Regions from separate parts of the Homo sapiens genome. Here region 2 is linked to region 1. A link is a loop called in an ENCODE intact Hi-C map of the cell type or tissue named here. Cell type or tissue: GM12878. All regions are shown on one strand. Each heading gives the region's core, and the rest is flanking DNA. Links, peaks and the distances in the headings are about the cores only. Region 1 overlaps NTRK2 (neurotrophic receptor tyrosine kinase 2). Region 2 has its middle 400 kb from the start of NTRK2.

What was found. Hi-C counts contacts between places; a loop is a spot of excess contacts. Peaks named below come from ENCODE experiments on the same cell type or tissue, not always from the same donor. Only the 100,000 strongest peaks of a DNase experiment are listed, where the experiment ranks them.
Region 2: it touches region 1 in a loop (2.4-fold over the local background); 2 of 110 quality-filtered maps call a loop at or near these places.

What each region holds. Positions count from the first base shown.
Region 1 is chr9:84,688,034-84,701,191 of GRCh38, reverse strand. The region is part of intron 2 of NTRK2 (neurotrophic receptor tyrosine kinase 2); the gene reads right to left. Among named protein-coding and RNA genes, the nearest start is that of NTRK2, 25 kb to the right of the region's middle. RefSeq lists an enhancer at 6,847-7,106. In GM12878, for the core only: a CTCF peak has its summit at 3,479 (motif pointing left); a DNase peak (open chromatin) is centred at 6,731; H3K27ac peaks cover 902 bases.
Region 2 is chr9:85,060,131-85,077,439 of GRCh38, reverse strand. No RefSeq gene overlaps it. Among named protein-coding and RNA genes, the nearest start is that of NTRK2, 400 kb to the right of the region's middle. In GM12878, for the core only: no CTCF peak of the experiment used is centred there; a DNase peak (open chromatin) is centred at 9,445.

The sequences.
Region 1 (13,158 bases), core at 369-8,368:
CACTAACCTAAGTTAATCTTAAGTTCTATCATTTGCAATCAGTAAAGTCCCTAGTGATCCAAACAAATAACTATTAAAACCATCATCATGGAATTTCCTATACTCTACCCTGTACTACAGTTATTTAAGTACCTGTCTATTCAGTTTTCTTAGATCACAATGTCTTTGAGATAGCTAGATCTGTTTTATAATTCTTAATATGCATCACAGCACCTGGCTCAGTACCCAGTACAAGGTAGGTACTCAAAGGATGGATGGATGGATGGATGGACGGATGGATGGACAGATGGAGAAAAGATGAACTGCACTTGGAGTTACAAAGGCATTACAAGAAATTATGCCAGGAGGAAATCTCCCCTTTCTTTTTGAAAAAATTTAAGATATATAACATATTCCAATTAAGACACTGAAAACAAATATGCAGCCCTGCTGTTAACAATGTGAGTTAAAATGAAAAAAATATTAAATGATGGGGAGGAACACACAGCATCTATAGGTCCCCCACTGTGTGAAAGAAAATGATGACAAGCTGTATAGTAAGGGTTTGGGCACCTCTTTTTAGAAAATAAATTTTAAAAATAAAAATCAGTAGATTCTCTGAGAAGACAAAATTACACCAAAGAGAAATACTTTTAAAAGCATCCACACAAACATTGTCCCCTGTTACATAAAAAACCAGCCTCCAAGATAGAACGGCGGCTTCTTCTGAAAAAATTCTTGGTTGTCCCTGATACCCAGGGCCTGGCACACTTAATAAATGTGCAGGAAGCTTTCGTTCCCTTCTCTCCTCCCACCACACATAGAAGAAAGAAACATTTTAAGACTTGAAAGGAATGCTCAATTTTTAACATCAACTGTTTCAGAGTTATCATACTTTAGATACATTTTTGCAAGATTTTTCACCAACATTTTCAATAGAGACCACAGTGACCTCACTCTTCTAAATGATCTCACAGTAAGAACTGCATTCTAAAGAGCCCTGAATTTTAATACTTTTTCTCATGCAACTGACAGCAAAAAGGATAGATAATGTGGGCGAGTTTTCCTCTGGAGTCACAATCCAGACTTCCAGGCAAGCCTGTCCCCTCCTACCAGCTGTGTAAGCATGAGGCCTGTCACTGTCCTGAAGTCATTGAGAGTTCTTCCTCACTCTTTTCCTGGATTATCCTTGCATCCTCCATGCTCACAACAAGGGCCTGGAACTCAATGGGGACTTTATTATGATCTGCACAAGGCACTCATCTTTAACTTTTTGTTACTTATGCCCTTTCTTTTCATTTTTCATCAGACATTTAATTTATAAACTCCCCGGTTTTATTCAATAGAATACAACGAACCAGCAAATAAAAATGGAAGGCATAGAGGAGAGAAAGACAGGGGTAGAGATGTCAATGGATTGCACAAAACTATGTGGGAAAAAAAAGAAAAAAAACAATTTAAAAATAAAAATAAATTAAAAATAAAGAGATATCAACGGAGCCCGGAATTCAATTTAGAAATGCATACACTCGTTAGAAAAAAAAAAAAACACACACATAAGCTTAATTCTATGCTTTCTAGTCACCAGTGTCCAAGAAAGAAGGAGATGAGGATAAATTTGGTCAATGGTAAATTCACAGTATTCATGAGATGAAAATGAGCCAATTAAGCAAAGCACCACTATTCTGAAATCTAAGACCAGACAGGAAATTTTGCTGAAAACCATTCAAAAGCACCATCAAAAGAAGTTATGAAAAATGGTCACTAGAGAATACGCTTCTACTGTGGGGGCAAGAATGCCCTGGATAAATAAATACATTTTTCTTCTTGTCAAGATGGAAAGGCCAACAGAAGAGCTGGATTACAAGTTTAGCAAGGGCCAGGAGCAGTGCCTCACGCCTGTAATCCTAGCACTTTGGGAGGCCAAGTCGGGCGGATCACGAGGTCAGGAGATTGAGACCATCCTGGCTAACATGGTGAAACCCCGTCTCAACTAAAAATACAAAAAATTAGCCAGGCGTGGTGGCGGGTACCTGTAGTCCCAGCTACTCAGGAGGCTGAGGCAGGAGAATGGTGTGAACCCGGGAGGTGGAGCTTGACATGAGCCGAGATCACACCACTGCACTCCAGCCTGGGCAACAGTGCAAGACTCCGTCTCAAAAAAAAAAAAAAATTTTCAGCAAGGGCTCCTCTAGTAGTAGATCCTAAGAATTCCCCCTCATAAGCTACTACGTGTAGTCATGTCCACAATATAGATGCTAGCTACAAACTGCTCAGGAAATCTACCCCCTAAGAAACTCTCCTTAGCTACCACTAAGTGAAGAATCAAATCATAGGGTTAGAAAAGAAGCCAGTAAGGTGAATAACAGGGAATTCACAGAGGGAAAACTTCGGTGGCCAAGAAACATGAAAAGTTGCTTATCTCCCAAGAAATGTGAAATGTAAATTAAAATAACAATGACATATTATTCCTCTCCCACTAGATTGACAAAATGTTTAAAGTCTAACAATGTAAAACATTTCTATGGATGTGATGAAATTTCTCTGAAATTGTTGGAGGAAGTGTAAATTGTTATAACTACTTTGAAAAGCACTTGGCCTGTATCTTGGAAAATTATAAATCAGAACCCTTCAGGGCCCAGCAATTCTATTCCAGGTATTCATCCAAGAGAAGTTCTCACATATGGACTCAAGAAGAGTCATTGTAATATGATCAGTAGAATATTACAACATTCATTGTCATAGAGTCAAAAGCTGGAACAACCCGAGTGTCCATCCATAAAGAAATAGACATTGTTTAAAATAAGGTGATATATATATATATATATTAGATTAAATCAGATCTACATATTTGAACAGAAAGACACTGCTATGCGAAGTGAGAAAGAAGATAAGCAAAATTGTATACTGATACGTACATGTAACATAAAACAATCTGTGTGAACTTTTAAAAATACACAAAAAATAATATCACATAGTGTTCACAGTCAAGTAGATATGCCAAGTATAGAAAGATGATTCCAAGGAAGGTGGCCTTGGGAAAGGAGAATGGGTCTGGGGTTACACACACACACACACATACACAGAAACTATTTATACCATTTATGTTATTAAACTGCTAAACTATTTTATTAAAAGAAAAAATAGCTTAAAAATATTCAACTATTATTTCTGAATGTAATTATATAAAGTTATTATGTCATTATACTTTTTTGAATTTTTAAAATTTATGAAGAAAAAAGAAAAGAAAGAGACAGCAAGCAAGAAAGGGTGGGAGGGAGAGAGGGAAAGAAAGAGAGACAGAGACTGCAACAACCATACAAAGGAAATAACTGCAGGAAAGCCAGACCCCAGGGTTTCTCAGTGACTCAGTGGACAAACACACCCGAGCTCAAGTTCTTGGTTCCCTGGACCACCCAAACAGCAAACAGCTAACAGCTTTCTTTCCCTGCTCCACAGCCTCCGCATGGAAACAGAAGACCAAGGTGTGTGCTGCGCTGCCCCCTCCTGGTGACTTCCACCTGCCTCCAGGAGGATCTCCACAGCCCTGGCCTCTCCTGCTCTCTGCCTCAGGGCAACTGATCCCAAAGGCACAGGGTTAGGAAGGAGAGAGGAAGTGCCAGGTCAGGGCCACTGACAGGCGGGCAGCAGGCTCTTTCCCAGAAAACCACTCCCCACTGCCCCTGTTAAAGTGCAGTGACACTGTGGGCTCTTCACCGAGTCAAGCTCTGCTTAATAAAACACATCTCCAAAAAGGGTGCCATTCCCTCAAGGGAGCAGTGGGAAGGCCCAGAATTGTGGCACACACCCCAACCAGGAGATTTCTCTCCATGACAACCTCAAACTCCTCTAACCTAGGCCCACTGCTCTAGAAAGCTTAGGCCCAGGGGCTTCCAAGCACAGCCCCTCCGCCCCCAGAGCCCATGTCCCCGCACTTGCCTCACAGGAATCTCACGAGGTCCACGGAGTTTTCATCTTCTCAGAAAATTGAGCTTCCCTCCACCCCCCAGCCTGCAGACGTTGCTTGCATGCTCTCTTAGGCAAGTCAGCGGCCCTTAAATAGTGACCAAGAGGCATGGTGAATTCGGATTTTTTGTTTCATTTGGTACTCCTTAGGAATTTCTCTCACCTCGTCAGTCCCTCAGGGTCCCTGGCCCTCAACCTTTATTAATAATCTGCCAGGAATCATTGGTGGCCTTCAACCATCCTGTTCTGCCCAGAATGTGCCTTCCTCCCTTACCAAGTCCATATACAGGACTCTTGCTAGGACCTCATATTATGAGGGCAGTTTTTGCTGTTATTTTTTGCACATTTACTACATCCCAAGGTCATTAACTATTGCCCTAAAGATTGGATCTTATATGATAGAGTCTTATCAATGTACTCATCTAAATCTATCCCAGGACCCTCCACGACTGCTTGAGTGATTTGTAGACACAACACCAAAAATGCTTTTTCCAATCAGAACATTTTTATTCCATCGGTTGGCATGCAGTTTTAGCATTTATTGCACTTGTAAGTTTGCAATTAAGAATTAGAGCAATGGGAGGTACTCTTTGTACCCTCAATTTTATTTTTCTATGAGTCTACCTGACCCCATAACTGAATTGCTAGCTCCTCATCTCATCTCACTGATCTCCGTTTCCTAGCACAGAGCTGATGCTCAAGGAATGTCTGCTCACTTAGGGCACCCAAACTGATCCTCCACCTGGAGTTTATCACCGTCATAGGACACAGCTTCACTTCTCATGCAGAAAACAAGCAAACAAAGGAAAGACAATAACAGAAGGGGGTGGAAAGCTGATTTGGAACCCCAAATTTGTCCAATCTAAAAGCTAATTTAGATTACAAGAACACAACATATTCAAACCCACTACTTATTTACTTATTTATTTAAGTGATAAAAACCAGCTAGCCACAGTGGCTCACACCTGTAATCCTAGTACTTTGGGAGGCCAAGGCAGGAGGCTTGAGTCCAGGAGTTCGAGACCAGCTTGGGCAACATAGTAATACCCTGTCTACACAAAATTTAAAAATTAGCTGGGCATGGTGGCAGGTGCCTGTGGTCCCAGCTGCTTGGGAGACTGAGGTGGGAGGATCACTTGAGTCCAAGAAGTTAAGGCTACAGTGAGCCATGATAGCGCCAACTGCACTCCAGCCTGGGTGACAGAGCAAGATCTTGTCTAAAATAATAATAATAATTGCCCTCAGCAGATAAGCATTCATTTGCCACAGAACCCCAACATGTGAGGAATGTAAGACTAGAAATGGCCTCCATGATTCTTCAAATCCAGCAATTCTTTATCTTGAAGGAGATGATGCTCTAAGGAGAGACAGTGGACACTGCCACAGGATATGATGAGCCAAAAAGAAAAGGTTTTAAGAAGAAGTACATGCACTTGCCCTGTGAGGGCACAGTGGAAGGAACTACAAAAATTATTGGAAATATATATTTGTTTATATATATTTAAATAATTGGGCAGGTCAGTGAAGGCTTAAAAGGAGAAAGGGCATTGAGCTCAAGCTTTGAAGAGTGATCGGAAAGTGGATAAAGAATTAGAACATAAACACAGTACATGCTATTTGTCATCTTGTTTTGTGTTGTCACCAAATCTTCTCCAGTCTCAATTTGACATTCAGGACCTTTACTAAGACATTTTTCTGAGGGTAAAGAATTTCCTCTTCTTTGGCTTAACAAAAAGCTTATAGCTGGCTTTTTGGAAAATAAGAGAAAAGAGGTAATTTTAGAGAAAATTCACAGAAATATTTTTGACTTACAGGTTCCTGGAAAGGGTCCTCATTACATTTTAAAAGGTTTCACATTTGCTTTAACAACCTATCAAATAATTCCTCTAGGTAATCTCTTCAAGCAACAAGGAGTAGTATCTAATGCATCTTGTCTTTAAGCATATTAGCTTAATAGTGGTATTACTCAAAAGAAAAATTCCCCTTTAGCCTAGACTTTATTACCTGAACTGTACTTTGGCAACACATCAAAATGAAATGGAAGCAGCTGTGAATATTTCAAATGGTGACTCTTCAAAGTGGAATCGTTTCCTGCTACCCCATCCTCCCTCCTTATAGATAGATCAATAAAATAGATAGATACATAGATAGATAGAAGTTTTTTGTTGTGTGTTTTTTTTTTTTTTTTTTTTGAGACGGAGTCTCACTCTGTCACCCAGGCTGGAGTGCAGTGGCGCGATCTCGGCTCACTGCAAGCTCCCCAGGATGGTCTCCATCTCCTGACCTCGTGATCCACCCGCCTTGGTCTCCTGAAGTGCTGGCATTACAGACGTGAGCCACCGCGCCCGGCCAATAGATAGATTTTTATCAAATCTAATCTATCAATCAATCTATCATCTCCAGATGATATCTATCAATCTATCTATCATCTCTAGATAGACAGATGATAGATAGATGATTGATTGATAGATTAGATTTGATAAAAGTAGATAGACCTCAAATTCCCAGGCTTACAGCCACGGCATTTCAACTATGACAGGATTCTCTCTGCTCTAAGGTTTCTTTCATAGGGAGTAGAATAATCCTTTTCTAAAAAAAAAATTCCCTTGGTCCCTGGGTTCACAGCTAGCCAGTTTCAGTTTCTCAGCAAAAATGCTGAGAAAGAGTTTTGAAAGTCAGTCCCTGAGCAGGTGCAGGTGATACGGAAGATCAGACTCTCAGTCTGTGGCTCTATTCTTGAGGGGGTATGCACCCCAACTGTGAGGACGTGAATGGAAAGAACGCTAAATGAGCAAGCCCAAAATCTAAATTTGAAGAGCTTACTACTGCATGCTGTTGAGCAGTGGCATTTTCAGCTTTCAGTTTCTTTTTGGCCATGAGCTTTGAAGTAGCACCAGTAACTCCCTCTTTATGGAGTGCTAACTGGTGTTAGCCAGAAGGCTACCCAGGGACTGTCTCCTAACAAAATAATGCTACCAGGAGAGTTCTATGATTGTTCCCATTTTTCAGAAGACAAAACTGGGGCCTCGCCATGCCAGATCACTTCCCCTAAGTCACATAGCTGCCAAAACAGGATTTGAACCCAGATGTACCTGCCTCTGAAGTCTGAGCCCATAGCCACTGTACCACGCTCTAGGACTGGGGACTTGTAAATCCAGCACCTTCACGATAAATAATTTCTAGAGTTTTTGCACAATGGACCTTTACAAATAATCACAGCCCAAACACAGCAGTCAATGGAAAAGAACAGGGATACTTTTTAGGATGATGTCCTGTATTATATTTACATAGAGCAACAATAGGAGATAAATAAGAAATCTTCAGATTCTTACACAATGCCTCTGAAAACTGCAGCTTATTAGAACAGCCCAAATACTCCGGGCATTTACAAATTTGAGTGCCTGGAAAATAATTGGTAGTGTAGGATGAGGACTAAACATACTGCACTAGCTTCACCTCTTACTGGCTATATGACCTGAGACAAGTCCCTACGCCTCAGTTTCCTTGTCTGCAAAATGCAGTAACGACAGTAACTGCCTCCTAGGGTTGTTGGGAAAATTAGAAAACCAGACTGCACATGAGAATTTCAATTAATGCTAATTATTATTTAAAATGAACAGACCAGTTTCAAGGCCTGGCTTGGTTACTAACTAGCTGGTGAGCTTAATGTCACCCAGCCTCTAGTGCAAGAGGAAATTTGAATTGATAATATCTCACATCTCTTCAATACATAAATTATGAGAAAAAATCTTCAAAATATTATAAAGAAAAAAATTACACTCTGTATTTCTCTCTGAGTGTTTATATAGCACTTTTCTTATCTGTTCCCACCAATATGGTGATTTCCAACAGGGACCACCAAAATTTATGATGAGAAAAAAAAACTTAACATTTTCTTTCTCATAAAACATATAGGTCTCTATAATGAAAGGATAACTTTAATTTAACTTATTGCCAGAGCCCTGAATGCAAGTTTAAGACTGGATCTCAGTCTACAAGTAGCATGATGGGTAAATCTTAGCAACTGATGATCAGCCAGAGGTCACAGTCAAAAGCACGTGGTCGGGATCTGACCAACAAGGGTGCTTTATTTTTTAGAAAATTTTAATTAGTCACTAACATTTGAGATTGAAAATTTTCACATTTAAAAAGTTTTGAATTTCCATGTTGTCTTAAGAAAACAGAAGGTCCATGAAACTGAACCAGCATCTCCTCCTGGCAACCACGAGCTGTGCTGCCCCTGGGTTGTTCGGAGCACATTTCCAATTGGTTCCATCTTGAGCAACTTCCGATCTTTCACTGGCCCATGGAAAGATTTTATGACACCTGATTTAATTCTTGCTCATAAGAGACTTTAATGCTCCAACTAATCTCCTACATGAATAGGAGATGTGTAGAGCTCCCATGCATAGCAATCTCTAAAATGAACCTCATCAAATAAATGCTACCAGGAGACTAGCACACAGAAACTGTATGTAAACCCTGGGCGCGGTGGCTCATGCCTGTAATCCCAGCACTTTGGGGGGCCAAGGTGGGCAGATCACCCGAGGTCAGGAGTTCGAGACCAGCCTGAGCAACATGGAGAAACCCCGTCTCTACTAAAAATACAAAATTAGCCAGGTGGGTAGCACATGCCTGTAATCCCTGCTTTCAGGAGGCTGAGGCAGGAGAATCCTTGAACCTGGGAGGCAGAGGTTACAGTGAGCCAAAATCGCGCCATTGGATTCCAGCCTGGGAGGCAAAGTGAGACTCTGTCTCAAAAAAAAAAAAAAAAAAAAGAAAAAAAGAAAAAAAAGAAAAGAAAAGAAACTGTGTGTAAAATGACACAGAAACTACAATTAAAAATTGACAATGTCTTTAAGTTACTTTTACCTGTTCTGGAAACTTTGCAAACTTCTTCTGTTGTTAAAAATGAACTAATACTTGCACAGACATAGCCAAGGTAATTTGATAGTTGGTATAATGGTAAATACAATTCCCAGGAGAAGCAAGGGATGGGTTTTTTTCTGACAATTTTTTTTCTTCCAACGTATTTAATTAATATAATTGTATATTTTACATTAGGTCTCAGATCTTTCATAGGTCACAGTAATCCACGACAGCCGATGGGAAGACAATAACTGAACAGGTACCATGGCACCAATTTACCATATTAAACCATGAAGAGTACCAGGACAAAAATGACACTGAACTACTCTCCAAAAAATAGAAATGGCTTAAAAGTTGACGTTTAAGCCACAGTTTTTATTTGGAGCAGATGTACTCTAACATCGGTCAATATGAAACCATCAGAAACACAAGTCAGCTCATTCAGCGACTTGGGGTGCCCTCTGCAGCTAATTCATCCTGGCAGGCTCACAAGAGGACCATCTCTCTCAGGGTTGGAGGCACCACGGGAGCCTAAGGGAGCTTTTCCTATGGCTGGGGAGGCCGTCTGGTCACACCTGCTCCTAACAGCTCCTAGGCCAAAACCTTCTCTGCTGCTCTGTGGGGTGGAACTCTGGGATTTCAATCAAGCATTTGTCTAAGTTCTGGGGCAGTCACAGGGCTGCTTCCCCCAGGAAGCCTGCATCTCTGCTGGTACCTCTGCAGCTCATCTTCATACTCAGATAGGGTAGCTTCCACCTGAACAAGCACACAGACCAGGCTGCTTGGTCTTTATAAAAGGATGTCAGCCCCCACCATCTGCTTGTTTGGTTTTCAAAGAGAACAGATCTGGCCTTAACCAGCAACAGAGACTAAAATTTTCCAGGCTCTTGTCAAAGGAGACAACTTCAAATCATGTGCAGTCCAGTTTCCATCAAAGCCTGGTTCAGCAAAGGGCATGTAGGAATGGGAGTCTAACATCCTGAGTTGTATCTGTTATAATTACAGCCCTGGGATAGGAGATTAAATTCTTGGACAACTTTAGCCTCCTTGCAGAATTGATGTCCTTGTCACTTCCTCCAACTTTCACTGGCTTTCTCAGGAAGAAGAAAATGAAAGCTACTTCTGGATTTTTCATAAAAACTGTGCGTTACATCACTTATTGTTCCTGCAAAAGAAATTCCTTTTGGAATACACTGCCAGACAAATCTGTGTTCCTGTGGAATTAGTAGGCATTCTCCTTCCTAATAATGAGTTTCTCTTTTCACTGCCAGGAAGTTGGGGACAAATGTTGCACTCAGTTACAGCAACTATGCCAACCATTAGGGTTAGTTGGAGTTCTTGTCTTTAATTCTTTCATCCCTCTCATTTTTACCTTATTAATTTTATTGTATAAAATAATTATAATTCAAATAGTTATTCAAATACTGATGAAAAACTGATTGTGACATTTTTAACATTCATTCCATAAAAATTAAATGGTCTTTATGTACAATATGCTGACACTATAGAATTACTCTATACTAGTTGTTTTCAAGAAATGGGTTAGTAAGTAGTTTCATCTATGATTTATTAAAATTTCAGAATGAATGCTCATTAAAAAGTAAAATCTTGAAACTTCAATCTAACATATAAATTATCATTTTTTTTATTTTTTTTTTTGAGATGGAGTCTCACTCTGTCGCCCAGGCTGGAGTGCAGTGGCGTGATCTTGGCTCACTGCAAGCTCCACCTCCCAGGTTCACACCATTCTCCTGCCTCGGCCTCCCAAGTAGCTGGGACCACAGGCGCCTGCCACCACCGGCCACCATGCCCAGCTAATGTTTTTTTTTGTAATAAATTATCATTTTTTAAAATGTCTTTTCCTCTTTCCCTGTTCTTTCAAGCCAATACATTTCCCATTTATGACTCTTGAAGAAGAATCTCCAATGATTCGCCTGGACTGTAAGAATTCTAAAAAGCATTCAAGTCATCACGAATCACAGCAGAACACAGTTTTGAAAGCTCTTGGCCTCCAGTCAGGACAAATCATTTCACAAGAAGAAAATTTTTGGAACTAATACTTCTTCTCCAGCTTCAGGATAGGTCAAGCATGGCAAAGAGAAAAATGAGCATAATGTCAAGAGAGGAGAATGATTCCAGTGGTAAAATTTTAGGATCTCTATGAAGGTCTGTTTTGATATTGGCACAATTTTTCAGCCAACTTTTATAGGCTATGGGAGTAAGGAAAGGGAGTGAAATTCAGGGACACTTCCCATTTTATCTTCAGCATTTCACTTCTCATGTTAACCTTCAGTCATTTTTATAGATGGCTAGAGATTACTTTCTTTGGAGTTAAACTTCAAAGATGCTAGTGGAAAGAAATTCCAATCATAGTGGTTGTGTAAGGCCACAATAAGTAAGTTATTTTGCAAAAGGAAAGCATGAATAGCTGTAAAAGTCCTAAACAAATATCTTATTTAAAAAAAAAGCTTTTAATTCAAGGGATATATTACTGTTCAAAAAGATGTACATTTTTGAGGTACCTAGAACAGTCAAATTCATAGAGACAGAAAGTAGAATGGTGGTTGCCAGGCACTAGAGGGAGGTAAGGTTATGGGGGGTCATGGTTTGAAGGGTACAGAGTTTCAATTATTCCAGGTGTAAAGAGTTCTGGAAATGGATGGTGGTGATGGTTACACAACACGTGGATGTACTTAGCATCACTGAAATATGAACTTAAAAATGGTTAAAATGGCAAACTTTATGTCATGTGTGTTTCACTACAATTCTTTTTTTTAAAAAAAGGATAAGATGTCTATGTTTTAAAGGCCTTACAACTAAAGAATAAAAAGGACAGTTAAAAGAGAAAATGGAGAAAAATAAAAGAGAAAATGACTGACAATCCCAGAGTCCAGGAGGACTGTTAATAAACAACCTGACCAATAAAATAGACCAGGACCATCAAAGAAACCAAAGTCACAGAACAAAGACAATGACCTGAATAACAGTCATGAAATCTCACTTGTGATCGCTCAGCACACGAATGGTTAATGTCCCAATCAGCTAAGCACACCAGGTCCTACACGATGAGAGTAATGCACAGACAAGCCAAAGGGCATGCAAAGGTTGCCATAAGGGAACCAGCGCCATTTACATCTGTCCTCTTAGCCTCAGGCTGTTCAGTGTCATGCTCAAGGCAGAGTCTTTTGCTTTTCAGTCCTCCCAACCTCACAGAGTAGTTTCCTCTGAATCATATTTGAAGATAGCTCCACACATGCGCACACATATAAGCTAACAGCAGAGTGCGAACTGTGTGTCAGGCACTGCTATAAGCATTCTACATGCATCAGCTCACTTTAACCTCACAGTAATGCTTTTCTATTTTTCTATTATTGCCCACTTTTCCAGATGGGGAAACTGAGACATGAAAGCTTTAGTTACTAGTCCAAAGTAGCAGTGGCAGACCACACATCCTAGTGGAGCCCTTAACCCACCAATGTTACAACAGGAATCACTCCCCTACACAAACTCCCAAAGAAAATGGAAAATTAATCTATCAATCCATTATGCATGTCTACTGACATATTCAGTAATTTTTCAATTCAGGAAAAAAGACATCGTGAGGAAAGGAACTTTTCAGGCACAGTTTTTACAATCTCAGGATCCTCCAGGGGTCCCAGTAAAAAATAATAGTATTTAGCCACAATTAGCTGATTCTTGAAACATTACATTTAGACCCAGAACTTTCAGGGGCAATAATAAAATCCATATGGGGAAGAGAGAAAGGAGGAAGCTGGTAGCTAATGACGTTTAACAATTCTCATTGACTGCTGGGGACAGATCTATGCTTTGCTTGTGATCTGCTTGTGTCTATGATAATATCACAAAACTTGATGGGGAGGAATCCAGTATACTCTGTCCTTGTTGGGAACATGGAGCCCCTGAAGAGAGGGTGGGGCACTGAAGTGTAGGAACCATCTGAAGAGCCTGGCCACCCCCCTACACACTCCCAGGACATATGCCCTGCACTTGCCCTGATCCAGAGCATCATCGTCATAGCACAAAAGCACAATGAGGCAGAGGCCAGGTCCACAATGCAAAGGGCCGATCAGCCTGGTCCATGGCACCTTTAGCCCTGAGCATTGGGCCCAGGTCCTTTGGAGTCCATCACTCTGTTCTCCTTCAGCAAGTGCTTCCACATGAGGCAAGGAGTCCACAGAGCCAATAGGATGCTCCTTCCTGGATTTCACCCTTCCCCAGGATCCCAGAATTCCCTACTCAAAGACCCTGAGTCCACTCCTACGGCCTGAGCAGGCCTTTTCCTTGGATCCATCTTCCTGAGGGTGCACCAAGCCATGGATATGC
Region 2 (17,309 bases), core at 5,511-13,510, 370 kb before region 1:
ATGGACGGCACCTGGAAAATCAGGCCACTCCCACCCGAATACTGCGCTTGTCCAACGGGCTTAAAAAACGGTGCACCACCAGATTATATCCCGCACCTGACTCGGAGGGTCATACGACCACGGAGTCTCGCTGATTGCTAGCACAGCAGTCTGAGATCTAACTGCAAGGCGGCAGCGAGGCTGGGGGAGGGGCGACCACCATTGCCCAGGCTTGCTTAGGTAAACAAAGCAGCCGGGAAGCTCGAACTGGGTGGAGCCCACCACAGCTCAAGGAGGCCTGCCTGCCTCTGTAGGCTCCACCTCTGGGGGCAGGGCACAGACAAACAAAAAGACAGCAGTAACCTCTGCAGACTTAAATGTCCCTGTCTGACAGCTTTGAAGAGAGCAGTGGTTCTCCCAGTACGCAGCTGGAGATCTGAGAATGGGCAGACTGCCTCCTCAAGTGGGTGCCTGACCCCTGACCCCCGAGGAGCCTAACTGGGAGGCACCCCCCAGCAGGGGCACACTGACACTTCACACGGCAGGGTACTCCAACAGACCTGCAGCTGAGGGTCCTGTCTGTTAGAAGGAAAACTAACAAACAGAAAGGACATCCACACCAAAAACCCATCTGTACATCACCATCATCAAAGACCAAAAGTAGATAAAACCACAAAGATGGGGAAAAAACAGAACAGAAAAACTGGAAACTCTAAAAAGCAGAGCACCTCTCCTCCTCCAAAGGAACGCAGTTCCTCACCAGCAACGGAACAAAGCTGGATGGAGAATGACTTGGACGAGCTGAGAGAAGAAGGCTTCAGACGATCAAATTACTCTGAGCTACGGGAGGACATTCAAACCAAAGGCAAAGAAGTTGAAAACTTTGAAAAAAATTTAGAAGAATGTATAACTAGAGTAACCAATACAGAGAAGTGTTTAAAGGAGCTGATGGAGCGGAAAACCAAGGCGAGAACTACGTGAAGAATGCAGAAGCCTCAGGAGCTGATGCGATCAACTGGAAGAAAGGGTACAGTGATGGAAGATGAAATGAATGAAATGAAGCGAGAAGGGAAGTTTAGAGAAAAAAGAATAAAAAGAAATGAGCAAAGCCTCCAAGAAATATGGGACTATGTGAAAAGACCAAATCTACGTCTGATTGGTGTACCTGAAAGTGATGGGGAGAATGGAACCAAGTTGGAAAACACTCTGCAGGATATTATCCAGGAGAACTTCCCCAATCTAGCAAGGCAGGCCAACGTTCAGATTCAGGAAATACAGAGAGTGCCACAAAGATACTCCTCAAGAAGAGCAACTCCAAGACATATAATTGTCAGATTCACCAAAGTAGAAATGAAGGAAAAAATGTTAAGGGCAGCCAGAGAGAAAGGTCGGGTTACCCTCAAAGGGAAGCCCGTCAGACTAACAGCGGATCTCTCGGCAGAAACCCTATAAGCCAGAAGAGAGTGGGGGCCAATATTCCACATTCTTAAAGAAAACAATTTTCAACCCAGAATTTCATATCCAGCCAAACTAAGCTTCATAAGTGAAGGAGAAATAAAATATTTTACAGACAAGCAAATGCTGAGAGATTTTGTCACCACCAGGCCTGCCCTAAAAGAGCTCCTGAAGGAAGCGCTAAACATGGAAAGGAACAACTGGTACCAGCCGCTGCAAAATCATGCCAAAATGTAAAGACCATCGAGACTAGGAAGAAACTGCATCAACTAACGAGCAAAATAACCAGCTAACATCATCATGACAGGATCAAATTCACACATAACAATATTAACTTTAAATGTAAATGGACTAAATGCTCCAATTAAAAGACACAGACTGGCAAATTGGATAAAGAGTCAAGATCCATCAGTGTGCTGTATTCAGGAAACCCATCTCACATGCAGAGACACACATAGGCTCAAAATAAAAGGATGGAGGAAAATCTACCAAGCAAATGGAAAACAAAAAAAGGCAGGGGTTGCAATCCTAGTCTCTGATAAAACAGACTTTAAACCAACAAAGATCAAAAGAGACAAAGAAGGCCATTACATAATGGTAAAGGGATCAATTCAACAAGAAGAGCTAACTATCCTAAATATATATGCACCCAACACAGGAGCACCCAGATCATAAAGCAAGTCCTGAGTGACCTACAAAGAGACTTAGACTCCCACACATTAATAATGGGAGACTTTAACACCCCACTGTCAACATTAGACAGATCAACGAGACAGAAAGTCAACAAGGATACCCACGAATTGAACTCAGCTCTGCACCAAGCAGACCTAATAGACATCTACAGAACTCTCCACCCCAAATCAACAGAATATACATTTTTTTCAGCACCACGCCACACCTATTCCAAAATTGACCACATACTTGGAAGTAAAGCTCTCCTCAGCAAATGTAAAAGAACAGAAATTATAACAAACTATCTCTCAGACCACAGTGCAATCAAACTAGAACTCAGGATTAAGAATCTCATTCAAAACCGCTCAACTACATGGAAACTGAACAACCTGCTCCTGCATGACTACTGGGTACATAACGAAATGAAGGCAGAAATAAAGATGTTCTTTGAAACCAATGAGAACAAAGACACAACATACCAGAATCTCTGGGACGCATTCAAAGCAGTGTGTAGAGGGAAATTTATAGCACTAAATGCCCACAAGAGAAAGCAGGAAAGATCCAAAATTGACACCCTAACATCACAATTAAAAGAACTAGAAAAGCAAGAGCAAACACATTCAAAAGCTAGCAGAAGGCAAGAAATAACTAAAATCAGAGCAGAACTGAAGGAAATAGAGACACAAAAAACCCTTCAAAAAATTAATGAATCCAGGAGCTGGTTTTTTGAAAGGATCAACAAAATAGATAGACTGCTAGCAAGACTAATAAAGAAAAAAAGAGAGAAGAATCAAATAGACACAATAAAAAATGATAAAGGGGATATCACCACCGATCCCACAGAAATACAAACTACCATCAGAGGATACTACAAACACCTCTACGCAAATAAACTAGAAAATCTAGAAGAAATGGATAAATTCCTCGACACATACACTCTCCCAAGACTAAACCAGGAAGAAGTTGAATCTCTGAATAGACCAATAACAGGAGCTGAAATTGTGGCAATAATCAATAGCTTACCAACCAAAAAGAGTCCAGGACCAGACGGATTCACAGCCGAATTCTACCAGAGGTACAAGGAGGAACTGGTACCATTCCTTCTGAAACTATTCCAATCATTAGAAAAAGAGGGAATCCTCCCTAACTCATTTTATGAGGCCAGCATCATTCTGATACCAAAGCCAGGCAGAGACACAACCAAAAAAGAGAATTTTAGACCAATATCCTTGATGAACATTGATGCAAAAATCCTCAATAAAATACTGGCAAAACGAATCCAGCAGCACATTAAAAGGCTTATCCATCATGATCAAGTGGGCTTCATCCCTGGGATGCAAGGCTGGTTCAATATACGCAAATCAATAAATGTAATCCAGCATATAAACAGAGCCAAAGACAAAAACCACATGATTATCTCAATAGATGCAGAAAAGGCCTTTGACAAAATTCAACAACCTTCGTGCTAAAAACTCTCAATAAATTAGGTATTGATGGGACATATTTCAAAATAATAAGAGCTATCTATGACAAACCCACAGCCAATATCATACTGAATGGGCAAAAACTGGAAGCATTCCCTTTGAAAACTGGCACAAGACAGGGATGCCCTCTCTCACCACTCCTATTCAACATAGTGTTGGAAGTTCTGGCCAGGGCCATTAGGCAGGAGAAGGAAATAAAGGGTATTCAATTAGGAAAAGAGGAAGTCAAATTGTCCCTGTTTGCAGATGACATGATTGTGTATCTAGAAAACCCCATTGTCTCAGCCCAAAATCTCTTTAAGCTGATAAGCAACTTCAGCAAAGTTTCAGGATACAAAATCAATGTACAAAAATCCCAAGCATTCTTATACACCAACAACAGACAAACAGAGCCAAATCATGAGTGAACTCCCATTCACAATTGCTTCAAAGAGAGTAAAATACCTAGGAATCCAACTTACAAGGGATGTGAAGGACCTCTTCAAGGAGAACTACAAACCACTGCTCAAGGAAATAAAAGAGGATACAAACAAATGGAAGAACATTCCATGCTCATGGGTAGGAAGAATCAATATTGTGAAAATGGCCATACTGCCCAAGGTAATTTACAGATTCAGTGCCATCCCCATCAAGCTACCAATGGCTTTCTTCACAGAATTGGAAAAAACTACTTTAAAGTTCATATAGAACCAAAAAAGAGCCCACATCGCCAAGTCAATCCTAAGCCAAAAGAACAAAGCTGGAGGCATCACACTACCTGACTTCAAACTATACTACAAGGCTACAGTAACCAAAACAGCATGGTACTGGTACCAAAACAGAGATATAGAACAATGGAACAGAACAGAGCCCTCAGAAATAACGCCACATATCTACAACTATCTGATCTTTGATAAACCTGAGAAAAACAAGCAATGGGGAAAGGATTCCCTATTTAATAAATGGTGCTGGGAAAATTGGCCAGCCATATGTAGAAAGCTGAAACTGGATCCCTTCCTTACACCTTATACAAAAATCAATTCAAGATGGATTAAAGACTTAAATGTTAGACCTAAAACGATAAAAACCCTAGAAGAAAACCTAGGCATTACCATTCAGGACATAGGCATGGGCAAGGACTTCATGGCTAAAACACCAAAAGCAATGGCAACAAAAGCCAAAATTGACAAATGGGATCTAATTAAACTAAAGAGCTTCTGCACAGCAAAAGAAACTACCATTAGAGTGAACAGGCAACCTACAAAATGGGAGAAAATTTGCGCAACCTACTCATCTGACAAAGGGCTAATATCCAGAATCTACAATGAACTCAAACAAATTTACAAGAAAAAAACAAACAACCCCATCAAAAAGGGGGCGAAGGACATGAACAGACAGTTCTCAAAAGAAGACATTTATGCAGCCAAAAGACACATGAAAAAATGCTCATCATCACTGGCCATCAGAGAAATGCAAATCAAAACCACAATGAGATACCATCTCACACCAGTTAGAATGGCCATCATTAAAAAGTCAGGAAACAACAGGTGCTGGAGAGGATGTGGAGAAATAGGAACACTTTTACACTGTTGGTGGGACTGTAAACTAGTTCAACCATTGTGGAAGTCAGTGTGGCGATTCCTCAGGGATCTAGAACTAGAAATACCATTTGACCCAGCCATCCCATTACTGGGTGTATACCCAAAGGACTATAAATCATGCTGCTATAAAGACACATGCACACGTATGTTTATTGCGGCATTATTCACAATAGCAAAGACATGGAACCAACCCAAATGTCCAACAATGATAGACTGGACTAAGAAAATGTGGCACATATACACCATGGAATACTATGCAGCCATAAAAAATGATGAGTTCATGTCCTTTGTAGGGACATGGATGAAATTGGAAATCATCAGTCTCAGTAAACTATTGCAAGAACAAAAAACCAAACACCGCATATTCTCACTCATAGGTGGGAACTGAAAAATGAGATCACATGGACACAGGAAGGGGAACATCACACTCTGGGGACTGTTGTGGGGTGGGGGGAGGGGAGAGGGATAGCATTGGGAGATATACCTAATGCTAGATGACAAGTTAGTGGGTGCAGTGCGCCAGCATGGCACATGTATACATATGTAACTAACCTGCACAGTGTACACATGTACCCTAAAACTTAAAGTATAATAATAAAAGAAAAAAAAAACATGAATTTATTCTTACCAAAGTCCTGGATGCCAAAGGTCCAAAATCAATATCATTGGGTCAAATCAAGGTGTTAAGGCTGGGCTCCCCCTGGAGACTCTAGGGAAGAATCCCTTCCTTGCCTTTGCAACTTCTAGGGACTGTCTTGGCTTGTGATCACATCATCACTCTAATTTTCCAGGCCAGCATTTTCATATCTCTTGTTGTTCTTTCTTCGTGTGGCCTTCTCTCTATCAAAATTTCCCTGCTTCTCTCTTATAAGCATAGTTCTGATTGCATTTAGAACCCACCCAGATAATCCAGGTTAGTCTCCTCATTTCAAGATCTTTAACTGAATCACATCTGCAAATACAGTTTTCTCTAAAAAGGTAACATTTACATAATTCAGGGGTTAGAGCCTGGATATTTTTGGGGGCCGTTATTCTGCCTACTACAGGTAGCAATGCACATTTTGTGTAAAATTGCATGTACTTCCCTCCTATCCCCTTCCCCAAATGTTCAATATAGGAGGAAGAGGTAATGGCTCAATTCCTAGGAAATGTCCTGGTATTATGGCATCCTGGGCCCCAGGTGGGAAGCTTGTGATTGTGGCATTTCTCCCTGAGAAGTGGAACAATTTAATTCCAATCAGTCAAACAACAAGCATCTTGTGTGTCTTCCACGTCTATGACTGATATGGTTTAGATGTTTCATCCCTTCCAAATCCTATGTTGAAGTGTGACCTCTAATGTTGGAGATGGGGCTAGTGGGAGGTGTTTGGGTCATGGGGGCAGATACCTCATGAATGGCTTGTTGCTGCTGGTACTCACAGTAATGAGTGAGTTCTCACTCAGTGAGTTCACATGAGATCCAGTTGCTTAAAGGAGTCTGGCATCTCCTCCCTATTTCTCTTGCTCCCTCTCTCACCATGTGATGCACTGGCTCCTCTTTGCTTTCTGCCATGATTGTCAGCTTCTTGAGGTCTCACCAGAAACCAAACAGATGTATGTGCCAAACTTGTACAACTTGCAGAAATGTAAGCCAAATAAACCTGTTTTCTGTATAAACTACCAGCCTCAGGTATTCCTTTATAGCAATGCAAATGGACTAACAGTGACATTCAGTTGGATGTGTGCTAGAGATATAAGGATTGTATTAGTCCATTTTCATGCTGCTGATTAAGACATACCTGAGACCAGGGTGCAGTTTACAAAAGAAAGAGATTTATTGGACTTACAGTTCTGTGTGGCTGGGGAGACCTCACAATCATGGCGGAAGGTGAAAGGCACATCTCACATCGCAGCAGACAAGAGAAGAAGAGGGCTTGTGCAGGAAAACTCCCTGTTATCATAACCATCAGATTTCATGAGACTTACTATCATAAGAACAGCATGGGAAACACCTACCCCCGTGATTCAATTACCTCCTACCAGGTCCCTCCCAAAACACGTGGGAATTCAAAATGAGATTTGGGCGGAGACACAGCCAAACCATTATCATTCTGCCCCCGGCCCCTCCCAAATCTCATGTCCTCACATTTCAAAACCAATCATGCCTTCCCAATAGTCCCCCAGAGTCTTAACTAATTTCAGCATTAATTCAAAAGTCCACAGTCCAAAGTCTCATCCAAGACAAGGCAAATCCCTTCTGCCTATGAGCCTGTAAAATCAAAAGCAAGTTAGTTACTTCCTATATACAATGGGGGTACAGGTATTGGATAAATACAGTCATTTCAAATGGGAGACATTGGCCAAAACAAAGGGGCTACAGGCCCCACGCAAATCTGAAATCCAGCAGAGTGGTCAAATCTTAAAGCTCCAAGATGATCTCCTTTGACTCCATGTCTCACATCCAGGTCACGCTGATGCAAGAGGTGGGTTCCTATGGTCTTGGGCAACTCTGCCCCTGTGGCTTTGCAGGGTAGGCCCCCCTCCCGGCTGCTTTCACAGGCTGGTGTTGAGTATCTGCAGCAGCTTTTCCAGGCGCATGGTGCAAGCTGTCAGTGGATCTACCATTCTGAGGTCTGGAGGACAATGGCCCTCTTCTCACAGCTCCACTAGGTGGTGCCCCAGTAGGGACTCTATGTGGAGGCTCCAACCCAACATTTCCCTTCTGTACTGACCTAGCAGAGGTTCTCTATAAGGGCCCCACCCCTGCAGCAAACTTTTGCCTGGGTATCCAGGCTTTTACATACATCTTCGGAAATCTAGGCAGAGGTTCACAAACCTCAATTCTTGACTTCTGTGCACCCACAGGGTCAACACCATGTGGAAGCTGCCAAGACCTGGGGCTTCCACCCTCTGAAGCAACAGCTCGAGCTGTACCTTGGCCCCTTTTAATCACGGCTGGAGTGGCTGGGACACAGGCCACCAAATCCCTAGAGTACACACAACACAGGGGCCCTGGGTCTGGCCCAGGAAACCATTTTCTCTTAGGCTTCCAAGCCTATGATGGGAGGGGCTGCCGTTAAGACCTCTGCCATGCCCTGGAGACATTTTCCTCATTGTCTTGGGAATTAACGTTTGGCTCCTCGTTACTTATGAAAATTTCTGCAGCTGGCTTGAATTTCTCCTCAGAAAATGGGTTTTTCTTTTCTATCACATTGTCAGGCTGCAAATTTTCCAAACTTTTATGCTCTGCTTCTCTTATAAAACTGAATGCCTTTTAACCCAAGTCACTTCTTGAATGCTTTGCTGTTTAGAAATTTCTTCCAGCAGATACTCTAAATCATCTCTCTCAAGTTCAAAGTTCTACAAATCTCTAGGGCAGGGACAAAATACCACCACTCTCTTTGCTCCAAAGGTAACAAGAGTCACCTTTGCTTTCAGTTCCCAACAAGTTCCTCATCTCCATCTGAGACCACCTCAACCTGGACCTTATTGTCCATATTGCTATCTGGCTTTTGGTCAATGCCATTCAACAAGTCTCTAGGAAGTTCCAAAGTTTCCCACATTTTTCTGTCTTCTACTGAGCCCTCCAAACTGTTCCAGCCTCTGCCTATTACCCAGTTCCAAAGTTGCTTCCACATTTTCATGTATCTTTTTCAGTAGCGTCCCACTCTACTGGTACCAATTTACAGTATTAGTCTGTTTTCACACTACTGATACAGACATAACTGAGACGGGGCAATTTACAAAAGAAAGAGATTTATTGGACTTAACTGTTCCACGTGGCTGGAGAGAGCTCACAGTCATGGCAGAAGGTGAAAGGCATGTCCCACATCTCAGCAGACAAGAGAAGAGGGCTTGTGCAGGAAAACTCCCCCTTAAAATAAACATCAGATCTCATGAGACTTACCATCACAAGAATAGCATGGGAAAGACCTGCCCCTGTGATTCAATTACCTCCCACCAGGTCCCTCCCACAATACATGGGAATTCAAGATGAGATTTGGGTGGGGACACAGCCAAACCATATCAAGGATGAATGAAGCAGGGTGCCATCTTGAGAAAAAGTGGAAGAGAAAACACAGAGACACACATACAGTTACTATTCAACAAGTGCTTAATTAAAATCCCAGGATAACTTTGAAGTCTAACCGAGTAGGAATTGAATTGAAATACAGATCCTGGTCCCATTACAAATACCACCAAAATGTCCCATTCCTTCCAGGTGAGGCATGCAAGCACTGTTGACAACGCAGCTAAAGTTGCCTTCAGCAACCCTCAGCAGAAAATGCAGGTGACCGATCTTAGTTCCTCTTGGAAGTTTTGTTTTTGCTAAACTAGATTTCAAAATAGTGTTTGCACAGGACTGTGGAGACATGTCAATTTCTGGATTGCCAGGATATTTTTAGATAGATGCTGAGTTAGAGAAAAGAGTAGTAATTGATTTGGGGTGAATATTTATATCTTTTCAACACCTTATTTGTAACTTTCCATGCAATTTTTCTATTATCTATTTTCAAAGTGAACTTAGAATTAGTTTTAAAAGTTATTGATGCATACTAAAACCATAACAGCATAGGTTCTACAGATTTAATAAAACTTCCAAAAATAATGACTATTAAATTGCAAATATAAGTGCATACTCCTAAATAAGCCCCTAATGGTATTCACTGTGGAAGAGATTTTTGTATTAGATAAGTGTATTTTGGTCATACTCACAGAATTTTAGTTTCTGAACATAACTTATTATGAGACATTTTCTTCTATTACATAAAATTTTCAACAATCCATCCCTGCATCTCTTCACAGAATTTCACTCAAGTACTACTGCCTTAAAAAAGTGATATTTCACATTACATTGCCTCTTCTCACCTCTTCAACAGCTTTCTCTGATGGATGAGAATACAGTAGCACTTTTCAACATGAGAAGCCTGCCTTATATAAATCTTCAGTTCACTATTAAACAACTATCAATGGATTAAGAATATTTTTTCAATTTGGAGCTTTGCCAACAAAAAACAGTCACATTGTAAAATATTTAGAGGCTTATTCTCAGCCAAATGTGAATGATCAAGTCCTGAAGCACAGCCTCAATAAGTCCTGAGAACATATACCCCAGGTGGTTGGCTTACAGCTTGATTTTATACATTTTAGGGAGACAGAAGTTACAGGCAGAGACATAAGCCAATACGTGTAAGGTGTACATTGATTCCTGTTAGAAAAGCAGAATATGGAGAAGTGAAGTCTTCCAGATCTTGGGTGGTTTAAATATTTCACGATTGATAATTGGTTGAAACTTCTGCCTGAAGTGTTGAAGTCAGCAGAAAGAAACGTTTGTAGTTAAGATAAGGGGAGACTGTGGAAGCCAAGGTTCTTGTTAGGTAGGTGAAGCCTCCAGGTAGCAGGCTTCAGAGAGAATAGATGGTAAATGTCTCTTATCGGACTCTAAAATGTGCTAGATATAAGAGTCTAATCTCAATCTTTCTCTAATCTTAATCTTTAATCTAATTTTAATCTTTAAGAATTAACTCTCTCCTGGATCAGGAAAGGACCTGGGAAGGAAAGAGCCTTCTGTACAGAATGTAGATTTTCTCCGTCAGACAACTTTACAGGGCCATTTCAAAATATGTCCAAAAAATATAGTTTGGGGAAAAATACTTCAATTTTTTTCAGAGCCTACTGTCTGTCATGTGATGCTATACCAGAGTCAGGTTCGAATCTGGTATCTTATTTGCTAGAGAGTCTGTTTTGTCAATCTTAAGATCTCTATTTTAATGTTAATGTTGGTAAGTTATGCCTGAATCCCAAAGGGAGGAGGGTATAATGAGGCAGGTCTGATTCCCCTTTCCATTGCCACCTGAACTAGTTTTTCGGTTTACTTTGGAATGCCCTTGGCCAAGAAGAGGCATCCGTTCAGTCAACTGGGGGCCTTAGAATTTTATTTTTGGCTTGCAGCTTGATACAACTGACTGGTGTTCGTGTATTGAAGGTGAAGATGTAGAAGGACTATTTGCCCTGGTCTCCTGGGAATAGATATTTATGCAACCAGTCACAGAGGTAAGACTAAAAGCAGCAGATGTCTGTCATACAATTTTAAACTTGTGTCTTGCTAAGAAAAATTTAGAAACAAGGCAAAGCATGATTGTATGTTCTTTAATACCATGCATTGCTCAACAGGTCTGATGAAGGGTCATCAGACTCTCTAGGGAAAGGTAACTGAGTTCGCACAATTGATTGGGGTCCAGATATTTACAATTCTGAGAAACCAATAAGGTGTGATAAATTTCTTTTCTGGCTCTAAGATAAGATAAGCCACAGATTATGTTTCATTACTCTGTGGCATATTCATCATTTAATATCTAATTTAGTAATCATACTTTAGCATTCCTGAATTGCCCATTTGCTGTAAGAATCTCAATTTTTCATAGCCTCCTTTTTAACTGGTGTCATTTTTCCTGCATTAATCAAATGAAACTTTGGCACACGTTTCCTATATGTCGTGTGGAGTTGGTGTTAATATGCTTTAAAATTATATTTGTCTACCTGTTTCCAGACCACACTGCCTATATTGAACTATACCTAAAAATATTCATAAATCTCTTAATACCATCGTGAATGGCTCATATGGCATTGTGTTTGTTAACAGCATTAAGTTCTTCATTGAAAATATTTAAAATATGGCACAATTTTTATATCTCTGTTTTAGCATTTCTTTATTTTTAACATATCAGGAATGACTCAAAAAATGAAAGAGGCACTGGTTTCTCTTACCTTCTGAGAGACCCTGGTTCATCATCACCTTCTGTCATGTGCCAGTAGACTTGAGAAAGTCTCTTCTGGTTGCTAAACTATCAATGGGATTTTAAAGCCTTATTGGGCATTGAGAAACATTAACATTCAGCCCCCTTTTCTTTCCTGAAATAAGATCTTAGGAATGTCCCAAGGGGAAAGAAACCTTTCCCTTTGATTTTGTTTTTTATGTCTCTCTTAGAGGCTGAGTACTATTAACACCTGACATCAAAGTCACAGGCCAAAAGCATGACCTTCCTCAAAGGAATTCTGAAGAAAATCACCTTTCAAAAGTGGCCAGTTATGGCCATGGAATTTGGGGAATCTAAAGGTGGAGATTAGAGTCTGGAGCTCTGCCTTCTAGGGCTGCTGATCACCTCACTGAGATTTGTGCAGGGTACTTCTGCTGGGAAGAACCACTACAGCAGCCTTGAACAATGACACGTTCAGCCATCCAAAGCTGAACTCATGATGCTTTCTTTATTGTCTTTCACCTCACTCAGTGGCACCTATTTTCTCATGATAAACCTCAGAGTCAATTTTAAAATACTGTTTTCTTCTGACTCAGCCTGGTCAAGCCCCAGGAATTCTACAACCTAAATATCTCTTGAATTCATTCATGCCTCCCCACATCCACTGCCACCAGCAAATGTAAGACAACATTATTTCTCTCCTGAAAGACTGCCATAGTTTTCTAACTGACCTACCTTTTACCTTCCTCCAATTTTGGTAAACGTAAATTGATAACCTTTCATGTGCTCACTGATCCCTCATAGTGAAGCCCTGTGTGACACGGCCTGTAAGGCCTCAGATGACTTATGCCCGTGTATCTCTCCAAGCTCATCCCCCCATTCTTCTCTCCAGCTCCATTAAGATACCTTAAGTTCCTTGACTATGCCAGGTCTTTTGCTACCCCAGGGCCTTTTTTTTTTTTTTTTTTTTTTTTGTTGAGGCAGAATTTCGCTCTTGTTGCCCCCCGAGGCTGGAGTGCAATGGTGAGATCTCGACTCACCGCAACCTCCACCTCCCGGGTTCAAGTGATTCTCCTGCCTCAGCCTCCTGAGTAGCTGGGATTACAGGCATGCATCACCATGCTTTGCTAATTTTTTGTATTTTTAGCATAGATGGGGTTTCTCCATGTTCTTTAGGCTGGTCTCAAGCTCCCTACCTGAGATGATCCGCCCACCTTGGCCTCCCAAAGTGCTGGGATTACAGGCGTGAGCCACCGCATCCAGCCCGCAGGGCTTTTAGCCTGCTCTTCCCTCTGCTAAGAACACTCTTTTCTCCTTGCCCCCTTAGGGATGACTTCTCTGAACCCCTCGGCTGGGTCAGAACCCCTCGTTACAAGTTCTCATCTCACTCCACATTTGTCTATCAAACCATTTACCACAATTGGCATGGTAGCAGGATCTCAGTGTTTGAATATTCAGTGTATCATTGATATGTGGAAATATATTGCTTTTCTTCTTTTTTTCTGCGTTTGCTACAAAAAGAGTCATTTTTTCCATTTGGCGTGCAAAAATGACTCTTCTCGGATCACAGTGAAATTGTTCCTCCCTCCCTCCACTCTTTCCACCTCATGCAGGCCAGGCAATTCTAATGACCAAGGGCATCCTACTCTTGAGAGAAGAGAAACATTTTCTGTTGGAAATGATTTAGGAGAAGTTCTGATAGGGGATCAAATTTTTCCTGATGGAAGAGGTTCCATTGGAGCATTCATTAATGTTGAGGTAAAACATTAATAGCCCAAGGGTAGGAACTTGGGACACCTGGAGGCAGGATCAAGTTGCTAATAAGGAGAAGCTTCTGAGAGGCACTGGGCTAAGCCCAATTAGTTGACTGTGAGAATATCTGCTGCCAGGATGTGTCTGACATGTGGACTGAGAAAAGAGCCATAGAGAGAGTGGCAAGCCCAGTAGGCTGCCTTCCTGCAGGTGGCATTTCCAGGTCACCTGCACCCAGGCTACTCTCTCCAACCCCCATGTAAGGAGAGCTTCAGGGCATTTCTAAACCCCAGGGGATCTCTAGAACCCTATGAAAGACTAAGGAGGAATGAGACTTCTTTAGAGCCTGACTGGGTGCTCAAGAGCACTCCAGGCTGACCCGGAGCAGAAACTGTTGTATAATTTATTAATGATTTGTTTGCTATCTGGGCGTCTTCCACTTCACTCAGCAGAATGTAACTTCCAAGAGAGTGGGAAGGTATCTGTCCTGATCACCACTGTACAACACACCTGATGCAGCAGTTGGCTCACAACTCTCGTTGAATATCTCCATGGGCCTCAATTCAGCACCTAGAAAATGGGGAGATTGGGTCCTGTTACTGGTTCTTGTGATGATTTGAGCCTCAGAAGTGCATCTAATTTAAAAAGAATCTGACTTAGCGTCCCAATATGAATATCAATTAAAAATGAGTTTGCTCTGACTGAGTCAGCAACGGGGATTCATCCCTCAACACCTCAGTCGACCCTAAACCTACTGTTATGTGACCTAGCTGAAATTTTACTCCACCTTAATTCTGCTTATCTTTAAGAAACAGGATGCTTGCAATTAGAAGTTTCCCCTGGCGACCAAATTGGCTGAAACTGGAAGGATCCAAGACGGCAGCTCACTTGACCTCTGCAGAACCTCTAACTTCATTATAATCTAATTTCCATGCTAAATGACCTTCCCTCCAGCCCATGACTATTGACAATCACCATGACAATGACTGGAAGAAACCATAAAAGGACAAAAAGGAAGGCAGCACTCTGGTCCTGAGAAATTGTCTGCCTATTTCTGGAAAAGACATGAATATTCCTATCCTTGCTTTTAATACCCAACACCTACATTTAAGGTGCCCCATATCTGTGGCTTCCTAGCTCTCATGAACTGAGAAGTTGATTTGTGAGCCACGCTCCTGCTTCTCAGTTCCACGGCCATCAAATGAAGCCTGCATTGCCTGACAATCACTTTTGGTTTCACATATTGGCTTCATGACACCAAACAAAGAAAGAACCCATCTTTTGGAGGACTGGCTTTGTCAGTAACACTATCTCTTCCTTCCTCAAGGCATCCCCTCCTGGGCCCCTTGGAACATCACCCAACAACCCTGGGACTGAATCATCTCTTAATGAGCCTGTTTTAAGTCACATAAAGCTTTCTAGTTGATACAGGACAGGTGAGCCCCAAAACCGGAGCTTAGCCCAGGAGAGTTCTTGGCTTTTCCCAGGAAAGAATTCAAGGGCAAGCTGGTGGTGCTGGGCAACTTTTATTAAAGTGGCAGTGTACAGCAGCAGCAGAGGTACTGCTCCTAGTGAAGCAGGGCTACCTACAGGTAGTGCACCCAGAGCAGCAGCTCAGAGGCAGTTGTTTAGTCATATTTATGCAAATTAAGGGGCAGATTATGTGGACATTTCTAGAAAAAGGATGGTAACTTTCAGATTGTCAAGTCATTGGCTTGGAAAGGGACAGTAACTTCTAGGTGTTGCCATGGCAATGGGAAACTGACATGCACACTAGTGGGCATGTCTTGTGGAGAGGTTACCTCTTCCCTGTTTTAGCTAGTCCTCAATCTGGTCCAGTGTCCAAGCCCTGCCTCTGGAGTTGAGTCCTGCCTCCTACCTCCCAGTTACAACATGCTTTCCAGTGTCCTATTCTTACTACAGTGGTGACCATCCTGTTTGAAGACTCTCTGAAGTTAGTGTGCCAGGAAAGTGAGCTAAGACAATGGCAAGCCATAATAGTCTTAAGGATGATGTCTGAGGCAGGAATTCTTGGCCCCAAACACAGATTCGTTAGCACACTGTGATGCACTAATTCTGGTATTCCAACAAAATAGAGAAAGGTAACCCCTGGCTATGGGCTGTCTCACACTCTCAAGGTGGTCAGAAAAGTTCAACTTAGCCAGTTCCTACTTTGGACAGAGAGGCCTGCCTGGCTTTTTGGATTAGCTATGGTATTAGACATCCTGGCCTCATCTTAAATTTCCTGCCCTCTCGAGAATGAATGTGGGAACTCCTTTCTGCAGAGTCTGGGCTCCATATGCATCCTCCTCCCACTGCATTCATCAAACCCACTATCTGCCATAAGTGTACGGACCCCAGTCAAATCTTGCACTTCACCAAGACCTGTCACTACTCTGCTCTCCTCCTCTTTTACTTACTCTTAATCACTCGTCTTCAGACTAAAGGGAGAGTCTCAGCTAAGTAAAGATGACATTGTTCATAATACATTTCCCAACATGCTGGGACCAGATTTTTAGCATAATGCCAGCCCCTTATGACAGACATGCATATTAACTAAGCCCATGATCTGTAAGAAATTAAAGGGGATTAGAGCTAATCACTTGTTGCAGGAGAGTAAGTTTTATATTGAAAATATGACCCATGGCCAGCATCTCACCCTAATATAGCTGATATAGAGCAAAACCTGGATTCTGTGCTTCTAAAATTCATGAATGCTTAGAAAGAGGCCAAAATTCTCCAGACTGTAAGAGAAACCTGCCTCTGCGTCTTCATAGGTAAAGATCACTGTGGTTATGCTTTTAGGTCTTGATCAAATATTTGTAGAGCCCTGTAAATATGTGCTTTTTTATTGAAAAACAATTATGTTGCTCTATAGCTGCACTCTGAAAATATTTCTGTCTGACAATAGATGTACTTTGATTTATCTTCATAAGAACAACTTTTACAGATCCTAATTGTTCTGATTGAAAACTACGACTTCCAAATTCTTTTAGGAAGAGGAATACTTTTTCAATCAACCCCCCAAAGCTGTTTCCTGACTTATTCCCCTACCCTGTCTTTCCCACTTGTGCTTTTTTCCAATGAGCAAGATTTAATCACGCCATTATACTATACACTAATGAGGAAATTGAGGCTCATGGCTGGTAGGTGGCAAAGCCAGCAATTGAAGTCACATCTGCCAATTTCCAAAGGATGTGTTTTTTGCTATCTTTTGGAATGAATCATCTATAAAATGCTTCCCCTGTCAAGGTTCTGTTTTCATTTTTTTTCATTACTTTTAATTCAGCCCATTTACCTACTTTCCAACCCCCTCCCCACACCACCTTCACATTAAGCCACCTTTTTTTTCCTTCTGTTCCTATTTTGAAAAGGCAGACAAAGCTATAGAAAAAGAAAAATTGATTAAAGAGAGGATTGGAATGTAAACATAATTGTCTTTATTCTCCATCAATTGCCCTGGATATTAGAAGATCCCATGAGCTTTCCAAACAACTACCCTAGCCTAAATTGTTAGTCATAAAACAATTTCCTGATTTCCTGAGGGACCATTACTTTTTGTGAAGCTAATATTCCACATTAGGATTCTTTTACTATGAAATCTCATTAAATTTGGCTCAAATAATTGGGAAAGTGCAAAAATGTCTCTG